Linked DNA regions of Homo sapiens: all the other regions are linked to region 2. A link is a contact called in ENCODE Hi-C or POLR2A ChIA-PET data. All regions are on one chromosome and are shown on one strand. The core of a region is the stretch at or near the end of the contact, and the rest is flanking DNA. Distances in the headings are between cores, read along the strand shown.

What was found. Hi-C counts contacts between places; a loop is a spot of excess contacts on that map. ChIA-PET counts read pairs that join two places held with the same protein, here RNA polymerase II (POLR2A). Pooled maps may share reads with other maps.
Region 1: a pooled map shows a loop between it and region 2 (3-fold over the local background). The contact joins the enhancer-like site here to the promoter of GCLC in region 2. A Hi-C loop is called at or near these places in 7 of 168 maps with a recorded cell type or tissue (A673, Calu3, HepG2 and 4 more), 14 of 37 single-sample maps with no recorded cell type and 14 of 50 pooled maps. POLR2A ChIA-PET finds 5 or more read pairs at or near these places in 5 of 52 experiments (CD4-positive, alpha-beta T cell, HEK293, PC-9 and 2 more).
Region 3: a map of endothelial cell of umbilical vein shows a loop between it and region 2 (10-fold over the local background). The contact joins the enhancer-like site here to the promoter of GCLC in region 2. A Hi-C loop is called at or near these places in 6 of 168 maps with a recorded cell type or tissue (B cell, K562, ascending aorta and 3 more), 9 of 37 single-sample maps with no recorded cell type and 26 of 50 pooled maps. POLR2A ChIA-PET finds 5 or more read pairs at or near these places in 1 of 52 experiments (WTC11).

Annotation. Positions count from the first base shown.
Region 1 is chr6:53,701,216-53,704,592 of GRCh38, forward strand. No RefSeq gene overlaps it. Among named protein-coding and RNA genes, the nearest start is that of KLHL31, 37 kb to the left of the region's middle. Within about 2 kb of position 1,321, at least 2 of the 41 ENCODE cell types and tissues checked have a DNase peak (open chromatin) inside an H3K27ac peak, as active enhancers do; they include gastrocnemius medialis, where a contact is called at or near this core.
Region 2 is chr6:53,543,731-53,546,957 of GRCh38, forward strand. GCLC (glutamate-cysteine ligase catalytic subunit) reads right to left here and starts at 1,371. Exons shown (of 16, transcript NM_001498.4): 1 at 766-1,371. The coding sequence starts at 915. RefSeq lists enhancers at 55-796, 635-694 and a silencer at 915-1,344.
Region 3 is chr6:53,357,443-53,360,722 of GRCh38, forward strand. No RefSeq gene overlaps it. Among named protein-coding and RNA genes, the nearest start is that of ELOVL5, 10 kb to the left of the region's middle. RefSeq lists a silencer at 1,810-2,169 and enhancers at 1,921-2,429, 2,430-2,937. Within about 2 kb of position 1,954, at least 38 of the 41 ENCODE cell types and tissues checked have a DNase peak (open chromatin) inside an H3K27ac peak, as active enhancers do; they include B cell, ascending aorta, endothelial cell of umbilical vein and 2 more, where a contact is called at or near this core.

The DNA of each region.
Region 1 (3,377 bases), core at 71-2,570, 160 kb after region 2:
TCCTGCCAATATTCATGCAATTTCTTACCTTCATGCTTCTGCTTCTGCTATTCCCTACCAGGACCTGACTGTACATAATGAAATTCTACCCATTGCTCAAGGCCTAGCTCCAATGCCTCGAAAATATCCTCCCTGGCTCCCAAACTTAGGAATTGGTCTCTTGCAAGAATTCCTATACCACTGCATGTGTATCTTTCTTTCTGCACTTTATCACTTCCTGCTTATATTGTAATTATATGTTTCATCTTCCATGCCTTTTGTAAGGTCTGTGGAGGATGTCAGTGTTTTACTCATCCTGTGGCTCCCCACCATACCTGCCCATAGAGGCTGCTCAGTAAACACTTCCTGCATGATGTATGTGGATTCTGTTGGTGGGTGAAGATCATCAGGTAGTTGAAAGAATGATGCAAGCTGGCATTATGAATTTACATACTGCACTTTTTCACAAGAACTTCTTTGCTGGGGGTGGTTCTTAGCTTTATGACTAAATGTTGCATTTCTGTACTGTACTGCTCAGGTGGGGTAGGGAGGAGAATCAGTAAATTCATCTTTAATCTCTCTTCTGGATCATTGCTACTTATAGTTCATGACAAAACATTGTCTAAAAAGACTCACTAGGGGTAACCCTGCATGAATGTTGATATTCCAGAACAGATGGCAGGCTCTGGGGGAGGGGAAAGTGTGAAGGGAAAGTGTAAAAGGAAATTTTCACTCTCTGCCTGCCAGGCAGAATAAATAGAACACATTCTCTACACGGATGTCTTCTAATTCTGTCTTAACATTAGAATGCACCACGATGAATTAACAATTAAGGTTGACTCAGCCAAGCTGTATTGAACTTGCACTGTGTCCCAGCACTGCCATGTGTTTGGGGAGGCACCAAGGACTTAAGGCAGGGTCTCTGGTCCTAATTTATTTCTCAAGTTTATGTAGGAGGCAAGATCTAAACACTACCATCAAAATGAGGAGACATATGGATGGCTGCATCACTGCTCCAAAGCCCTTCAAGAGTCTAATGTATTTTAATATAATTTGAGGTCACAATATTGTGAGCCAGATCCTCCATGCCTGAGTTACTCTCTGGGAAGAAGAAATATGGTTCATTTCATGGAGCTGGGGCTAAAAAATTGCTTACCATAGGCTTGTAAGTGGGGCCAAACGTTGGATCTCTTCTGAAGCAAGCTTTGGTGACTAGCTGCTTTCCTAACTCCAGATCGGCCTTTACCTCTGTCCTTCACCTTGTAAACTCAAACTGGCACTGCTGGTTGTGGCCATTTGGGGGAAGTGCCCAGAAGAGTCGTGGATCTTGTGGATAGACTTCAGAGGCACAGGCGGCCTGCTGTGGCTGCTGCTGGCAAGAGAGAAGTGCAGGTTGGGTTACCAAACACCCAGCAAGGGGAGTACACGTCCTCCTTTGCCCTGAGCTTCCTTTTAACTAGTGTTTAAAATTAGATCACATAGCCTAGGACTAGGAAATTATGAAATGACATTTCACATTTTTTAGTGTCACTTAATCTACTGGTAACCAATTCTTGCTGTCCTTGTTTGTTTTCCCAGCAACCTATGTCATTGGGTGGTTAAAAGGATGTGATAAAGTAGATGAATGTGCTTAGTAGAGTGAGAGTACATAGCATGCAAAAATATTAAGTATTACACATAACATGTATCACTTGCTCTGTGCCTCAGCCTATCAACTTCCTAAGAGTGGGATCCATATTTGAATCCCTTTTAATTAAAATCTAACACAAGCATAAACAAATTCTTCACTTCTATTAAGTCTTTAATATTCTCATATAATATGTCATTAAAAGGTAATTTTTAATATTAACTGCTGTAAATTATTCTTCTTCCTTTTTTATGCCCACAAATTTATTGTAAATATTTCTAAATCTGGCACCAGTTGGTGGAGAGGGGACCCTCCATCTCTCTACCAGCAGGGCTCACCAGCTTAGGGATGCATTCAGAGTGGCTCAGGGAGGGCCTTGGTGTCCCTCACATGTGAGGACTTTTTGTCATGCATGAACGAACATCAGCTCTTGCAGCTGCTCTAATGGCCCTGTCCAAAGGAAAGCCATTTTAAAAATAGAATTGAAGGGAACAAATGGTTTGCCTGATAGACTATTTTGAGGTGCAGGAGATTGGAGGATTCAAAAATGAAAGTATGTTATCAAGTGGGATAGAAACATAAAATTTGGAGAAGTTTTGGGGTGTGATGTTTACCAAAAGGCCATGACAATTGTATGCATTTAATTTAATCTCTAAAGGTGACACCCAGCCATGAATTGGGTAAATGTAAACCCGTCATAATAAGCCTTAGAAGCAAAGGTGAGAAATACCAATAGCGTGTTCTCAACACTAGATTACACATATAGCAAAGTCCTCGGTACCTTAGAGACACAATTTTAAGTTTTCAGAATAAACCACAGGCCTTTAAAATAGTGTCAGGAGTCTTCAATTTTTCCAACTCTTCTGGGGACATTTACCTCCCGGGGACTCTTGGTATTACCACGGTAAAAACTGAGCATTAGCCCAATGCATAATGCCAGCCTGGACTTGATCCATGAGCTCACAGCCTAAGGCCTTACTTAGGAGTTTCTATCTTTTCTGTGGGCTTTCAATCTTCCCTTCTCTCAGTAAATTGGAGATAACCTAAACGAGCAGTAAGTAAGTCAAACAGCAGAATCAAATACGTACCATTTGAGTGGACTGACATTATATGTGGAAGCCCCTAGCACCATGTCAAGAATCAGTTAATTTTTTTTAGTGTATATTCTTACATAGGATATTTAATAATTATGGATGTAATTATACTGTATATAGTTTTACCTTTTGCTTTTTCCTTATTTTACAAGTATATTCTCCCATATTACATCCATCACATCTTTTAAAATGCTTTGTCACAAAATCTGCTTAATTTTAAAATGTAAATAACATAGAAGTATGTAAACTAGCTGAGTAGTGTCTTGCCTATAATCCCAGCTACTCAAGAGGCTGAGGCAGGAGGATCCCTTAAGCCCAGGAGTTCAAGACCAGCCTGAAAAATATAGCGAGACCTTGGTATCTAATAAAATAGAAAAAAATTAGCGGGGTATGGTGATGCATGCCTGTAATCCCAGCTACTCCAGAAGCTAAGGCAGGAGCATCCCTTGAACCCAGGAGTTCAAGGCTGTAGCGAGCTATGATCATGCCACTGCACTTCAGCCTGGATGAAGAGTGAGACCCAGTATCTTAAAATTTAAAAAGTGTGTAAAGTGAAAAGTGAAAGCTTCTTTCCTTTCTATATTCAACACTTAAGAAGCATGACTTTTGTGTATATTCTTCCAGGGCTTTTTATCAATGGGAGTGTGCGTGCATGTGTGTAAGCATGTTTATGTATA
Region 2 (3,227 bases), core at 121-2,620:
GATCATTCCAATAAACAATGGTTCAACCTACTGAGAATCTAGAGACATTTCATCTCTAGGCAGAACACTGGTTTGTAAAGTTTAGTTGCTGGACCTAGGCCATGGAAAGACACAAGCAAATCCTAATGTTGAAACTCTAAATGCATTCCCACTTAGAATTAAACAGGAAAGGGAAGGTTCCTCCCCCATGTAGGAAACTGAGCCGTAATTTACTGGTTTCAATTTATAGCTATGAAGTGTGTGTGTTTTGGAGGGGAGGGAAGATGAGAAGTTGGAGAGGTTTAAGGAAAAGACACCTGCATGAGGTAGGGCAGAAGTGGACATCCTGAAGACCTGATTTCTAAAAGCAGCAGGCCTACTAGGAAAACTTAAATCTCTTTCATATTGACCGCAAAAGCGAATTTTGAGCCTGTAAGGTGGATCATGGTAGTTGCCGGTCTGCAGATACACTAGGTTGAAGACTCGCAGCACCTAATGTCACTTTTTCATGCTCACGCCCTCCCAGCGCCCAATCCGTGTTTATGGAATGAAGGGGAAAACCCAAAAGAATGAATGAACAAGAAAGGAGTCTAGTCAGGAGGATGGCCCTGGACGCGGACTAGGCGAAAGCAGGGACGATGCTCCCGGGGCCGGGAGGCGCTCGAGGACCCCCGGGCGCAGTGGAGAACGCGGACCGCGATAGGGCCGGGGGCGTAGGGCAAGACAAAGGCAGCGCGGGCGGCCAGACACGGGTGCCCGGCGGGGACGGGGACCGCGGGCGCTCACCTCATCGCCCCACTTGAGAACGTCCTTGTGCCGGTCCTTGACGGCGTGGTAGATGTGCAGGAACTGGAGGATCCCGTGCCGCCGCACGTGGTCGGCATGGCGCTTGGTTTCCTCCCAGCTCAGCGGCGAGCCCTGGGACAGCAGCCCCATGGCCGCCCCCTCCTCCTCCTCCTCCTCCTCCGGGCTGACGGCGGTCGCCCGCTCCGGGCGCGAGACGGACACTCAGCCGCCCGCAGAAGGCGGCTGCCGCTCCACCCCGCGGGGGCGCTCTCGGGCCGCAGTCGGCGGAGGGAGGGTCCTGCCCGCTCCGGCTCCCCGGCGGCGGCCCCTGGCGCCCAGGTGACAGACCCTGGGTCCGACGCACCGCGCGGAGGCGAAGGCAGAAGACCGAGAGCAGGCGGGACGGCTCTCGGCCCGGCGGCCTCGCCCTCCCCGCTGCTCCTCCTCCCGCTCCGATGCGGCGGCGGCGGACCCCACGGCCGCGCTGCCGCGGCGGCTCCCGCTTCTCTTTGCCGGTCTGGTGCACTGGCTTCTTCCTACTTGTGACCAAAACCTGCGCCGCCGCGGAGCATGCCCAGTCTTTGCGTCCGCTAGCTCGCCGCTCCTGGGCGCGATCCTGCGCTCCAGGTTTTATAGACTACGGGCGAAGGCGGGGAGAGGAGGCGGTGCAGCGGCGGAGGCGTGGCCTGAAGCCCGGTGGGAACCGCGGGGGCTCAGGAGGCGTGTGCAAGGGTGATTGGGTCGCAGTTGAGGGGAGCAGCTCGCGAGAAGGGGGCGTGCGGTCGGCCTCGCTTTACGCAAACGCGACATATCAAAATGCATTTTTTTTCCTAATCAGAAGAGATAAACTTGGGATTCGGGAAGAAAGTTGATTATTTGAATCAATGACGAACTCACCATATTATGTTTTAGTTGGACAGGGCCTCACACTTAGAGTGAGAGCGGCAGAATGTGTTGAGAAAAGTATTAACATGGTAGTGAAGTGAAACAGTTCAACTCTAGGCTCCATCACTTACTGACTGTGAGACTTGGGACGAGTTCTTCCCATATCTGCATAAAATTAGATTAATTCTATCTTTTATAGATGTCGTAATTATGTGCATAGTGTACATGTGTATAGTGTTGGCCAAAAAATTGACCTGGTTATTAAGAGGAATCAATTTGTCAACATGTGTAAATCATTATTCCCTACTGTCTTGATTAACTGGTGACCTATGTTCTCTGGATGGCACGGACACCATTTATTGCAAAAAGTCTCCAGACAGACCATATGAGGAACCATCTCCAAAAGTTTATCCTCCATCTAAACCTAAAATTCATCCCTTAAGTGATCAAAATGACGTTCTTGTGAGCCTACCGTGGGGTGGGGTTGAAGATAGTGGGAACACCTAGAGTTGGCCTTATCTCGGAGGGAAAGGAGAGGAAGGAGGTACCGTGCCCCCAAGTGATTGTTTAATAAATATGTGTTGACAGAGCAATGACCTGTCAGGGGAAAAGTGAAGGCAACTAGATCATACATGTACCTACCCAGAAAGTGTGTATTTATCATACCCTCTTCCCTCGCACTACAGAGTTAACATTTAGTAAGCACTTATTAATTGCTAAATGAGTGAGTACATGATAGCAGGATTCTCTTCTCCCACAGCCTTCATATTGGATGTGCCCCTCACAGGGCTTGGGGGCATGAATACCCAAGGTCTGGCTGGGATTTCCACAATGGTGTGTGTGTGTGTCTGTGTGTCTGTGTGTGTGTGTCTGTGTGTGGTAGGGATGTTTGAAGCTCAGGAGAAGATGTTTCCATCCTCATCACACAGGTGGGATAGAAATCAAACCACATTCTAATTTTTCCACAGCCTTTTCAACAACCTCCTTTGCCCTCCCACCAACCTCACCAGATCTGTATATGGTTCTGGCACTCTGTTGTTTTTCCTGCTTGAAATTCTCCATCTGACACACTCATGTTCATCTCTTGAGTCACAGTTATTCCTCTCTGTGTTTTGGTTGCATTCGTACATTAATGATAGAGTCATTTTAAAGATAGCTCCACACTAAATAGTGAATTCCTCTGGGGCACAGATGACTTATGCCTTTTGTACCTTTAATTCTAGAAAAGTGCTTGGTATAGAGTGTGTGCTTAATAAATGTTAGCTTCTCCGTGAAAAGCAGGTAGTGGGAGAGGGGGAGAAACAGTGTTTCCCATGTAGGTAAGACATCCAAGGATCATTGGGTTATTCTCATAATGTCATCTGACATTCTCATAGACCTGCATTGTTCAACACGACAGCCATCAGCCACATTGGCCAATGTACATTTGAAATGTGGCTAACATGACCGAGAAACCAAATTTTCATTTTAATTTAATCAATTTAAATGTAAATTTAAAAACTGATATTCCATTCAGTTACTGGAAAACTTTTAAGTAAATTTGAAACAAGTTGGAAATGTGAATCCATTTTTGACTG
Region 3 (3,280 bases), core at 704-3,203, 190 kb before region 2:
GGATCCTTCCCCAGAAAAGTCTTGCGATTACTCCAGGCCCAGTGGATACCTTGACTGCGGTCTGTGAGAAATCCTGAGGTAGAGAACCCTGCTAAGGCAAACAATGCCCCAATTCCTCATCTGCAGAAACTTTGAGGCAAAAAATGTTGTTCCAAACCACTAGATTTTGGAATAATCTGTAATGTAGGGATAGTTAATACTTTTTACAACAGAATCAGACACAGACTAATTGAAATAAAGTTTATTTACTTTGCTTATCAAAACAATCAAGGTATGCCTAGTGTTTGATAACTATGTCAATATACCGGTCACAAGAATTTACCTTTCCCAAAATGGTTTTCTCATATCATGAAAAACATATACACATATGGGTATAGGTTGCCCAATTTCAAAAAGAAGAGGTCAAGGCAAGCGACTTTGAAAACAAATTAAGCTGCTGCTTCACTGATTAGGGAACTTACTGGTAAGGAACCCTCATTCCTCAACCCACTTCCCCCAGATATCAGTAAACATTTTCTCAACTCGGGGGTAGTCAAGTGCCTCAATTTCTCACTTCATTTATTATTTTGAATTAAGGTATTGCAGCTTACTATAACACAAACCAAAACACAGACATTATATGGGGAGGATAACGCATTGAACTTTCGTTCACTAATGAGTAGACCCAATTAGTTTATTAGATCAGCCAAGCAAGGAGAAACTAGACTGTGAAAGTCTGAAAGCCCAGAAAATTGTGTTGTGGTTAAGAAAAATTCACACGGAGTAGGGATAAAGGGGGGGCACAGTGGATGCATAGAACAGGCATAAAAAGACAGAATTACTTTTCAGAAAACATTCATTCATGAATGAATTCACTTGTTAAATTATCCTCCGCACATAGCAAGAAATCTAGAAGTCAGTGGATGCTGAGTACATATTTACTGACTATTCTTTGGGAACTTGGTATGTGCTAGGAATTGGGGTGATAAAACTTTTTACCAATATATGGCAAAAAGCGATGTGCCTTAGGAAGTGCAAAAAAAGTGCTGTGGGAATCCACATGTCAAAGAGGATGAGGAAAGGGCATTGTAGCAGTAGGGCCTTTGCAAAGGCTGTATACCCTCTTCTTAAAACTGCTCACCTCTCCTCTTCCCAGGTCTCAATTGAGAAGTCATCGTTTTAAAACGACAGGTCTTTCCCATACCTGGCTAAAATCAGTTTCTCCTCTACTTCCTCTTCCTCAGCCACTACTTTACTTTGTCCACAGCACTTAGCACAATCTGTAGTTGTTCTGTTTACTCATTTTTACCTCCTACCTTCCCTATTACACTTCAGGATGGCAGAAACAAGTCTACCTTGTTACTGGGGTGTGCCGGGCATAAAGTGTGCGCACACTTTTTTTTCTTCCTGTTTTTCGAGATAGGGTCTCGCTCTGTCGCCCAGGCTGGAGCGCAGTGGCGCGATCGCCGCTCACTGCAGCCTCGAAGTCCTGGGCTCAAGCGATTCTCCTCCTTGGCCTCCCAAAGCGCTGGAATCAGGGGTGTGAGCCACCTGGCCTGAGTGACTGAATCTAAAATATGGAGTCAAAAAGGGGTATTGGTGTAGGGACAGAAAAAAACTGGGTGTCCAGACATGAATTCCAATCAAAGGAGCCGGGCCTTCTTGGCACATCGCGCTCCGAGAACCCGGGAGGGATCCAGAGAGGCGGGGACGCCCTTTGTCACCGGCCTGAGGGGCGGGCGTGGCTTCCCTTTGCAACCCCTTCCCCCAGTCTTGACCGCAGGCCCTTGAGGGCCACCATCACTTCTGGGTTCCCGGAACGCGGTGGGCACACTCGCGCCAGGCGCGGGTACCAGGGCCTGCCTGGGGCCCCCTCCTCCACTCGCGCGGCGTGGACACCGTTAACTGCCTGTGGCTCAGGGCGGTGCCGCCGCCACCCCCGCGGCACTCGGCTCCTCTCGCCAGCCCTGCGCCACTCGGCTCCTTTCGCCCGCCCCGCGCCCTCGGCGGGCCCGCCCCGCTCCCCCGCGGCGGTCACCCCATTCATTCCGCGGCTGCACCCACCAATCACCGCTCACCAACAGCGCCGCATCTGGCGATGGGGCGGGGCCTCGCGAGGAGCACGCTCGCGCCCTCCCCGCCTTGAGCTCGCTCCCGGGCCGGGTAATTCCCGGGCAATGACCAGACCTCGTCCCCGCGCTGACCCTTCCTGGGGACATCGGGTGGGGGTGGAGGAGGCGCTGAGCTAGGGAGAGGAGGGTTGTGCGGCCCGGACCACGCAACCTTGGGATCGGAGGGTGGTTGAGGCCTTGAGGGAAGAATGGAAGGCGGCCTTGACTTCTGGTGCTTCCACGCCCTTCAGATCCAGAGCCCAGAGCGTCCAGGCTGGAGTTTAGGACGTTCATCAGAGTCCCGAGACGCGCGAGTGGGTGGAACCGCGTGGGGCGGGAGAAGAGGGGGAGATTAGGCAGCAAGAAAATGGTCCCCGTGGGCAGTTCAGCCTAAACCTGGAGCTGGGGAAGGGCCTCTGGAGAGAAGCCTTAAATCGTTACTCATCTTTCACAGTCTTTTATAATCGTGAATGAGCCCTCCGTTGTAGACTGTTAATGCGTGTCCAGGATGCCCGAGAGTGGGGGTAAAACAATAAAAGACTCCTCCTGTTGTGATTAAAATTATATTTGCTTTTTGTATCCTCCTAAGTTCCATGATATTGAAAATGTGTCTTGTTATATTTCATAAATGAGCTTTTAAAAAACTTCTGAGATATCTTCCAAAAAGTATCACTCACCAGGGAAGAAAAGAAGAGGAAACCTAGTGGCTTTTCTGTTGACGCCAAAGGTTACTCCCTCTGCCTCACCATAAAAAAAAAAAAAAAAAAAAAAAAAAACAAACCCCAAAAAAACAAAAAACAAGAAAAAGCACAGAAAGCAGTTTGGCTTGCTTGTAAAGTCTTGGTAGATATTTCTGCTTATCATTTAATCCTTTTAACAAGTCTGTAGGAATAGATGGGTATTACCACCAGTTGTAGATGTTGAAACAGGCTGAGATTCATCTGGCCAAGGTCATACATAGTTTGTAAGTGACAAAGTGTGGGCCTCTCACCGGTAGACGGTCGTGACTGCAATTGTCCAGGTTCTTGACATTTTGAACAAAGAATTGAACAAAAGGCCCAGCAAAGCAAAGAAAGAATGAAGCAACGAAAGAACGAAAGCAGGGATTTATTGAAAACGAAAGTACACTCCACAGTGTAGGAGCTACCAGGGCAGAGGCTCAAGGACCTGGATACAGAATCTGCCTGGGT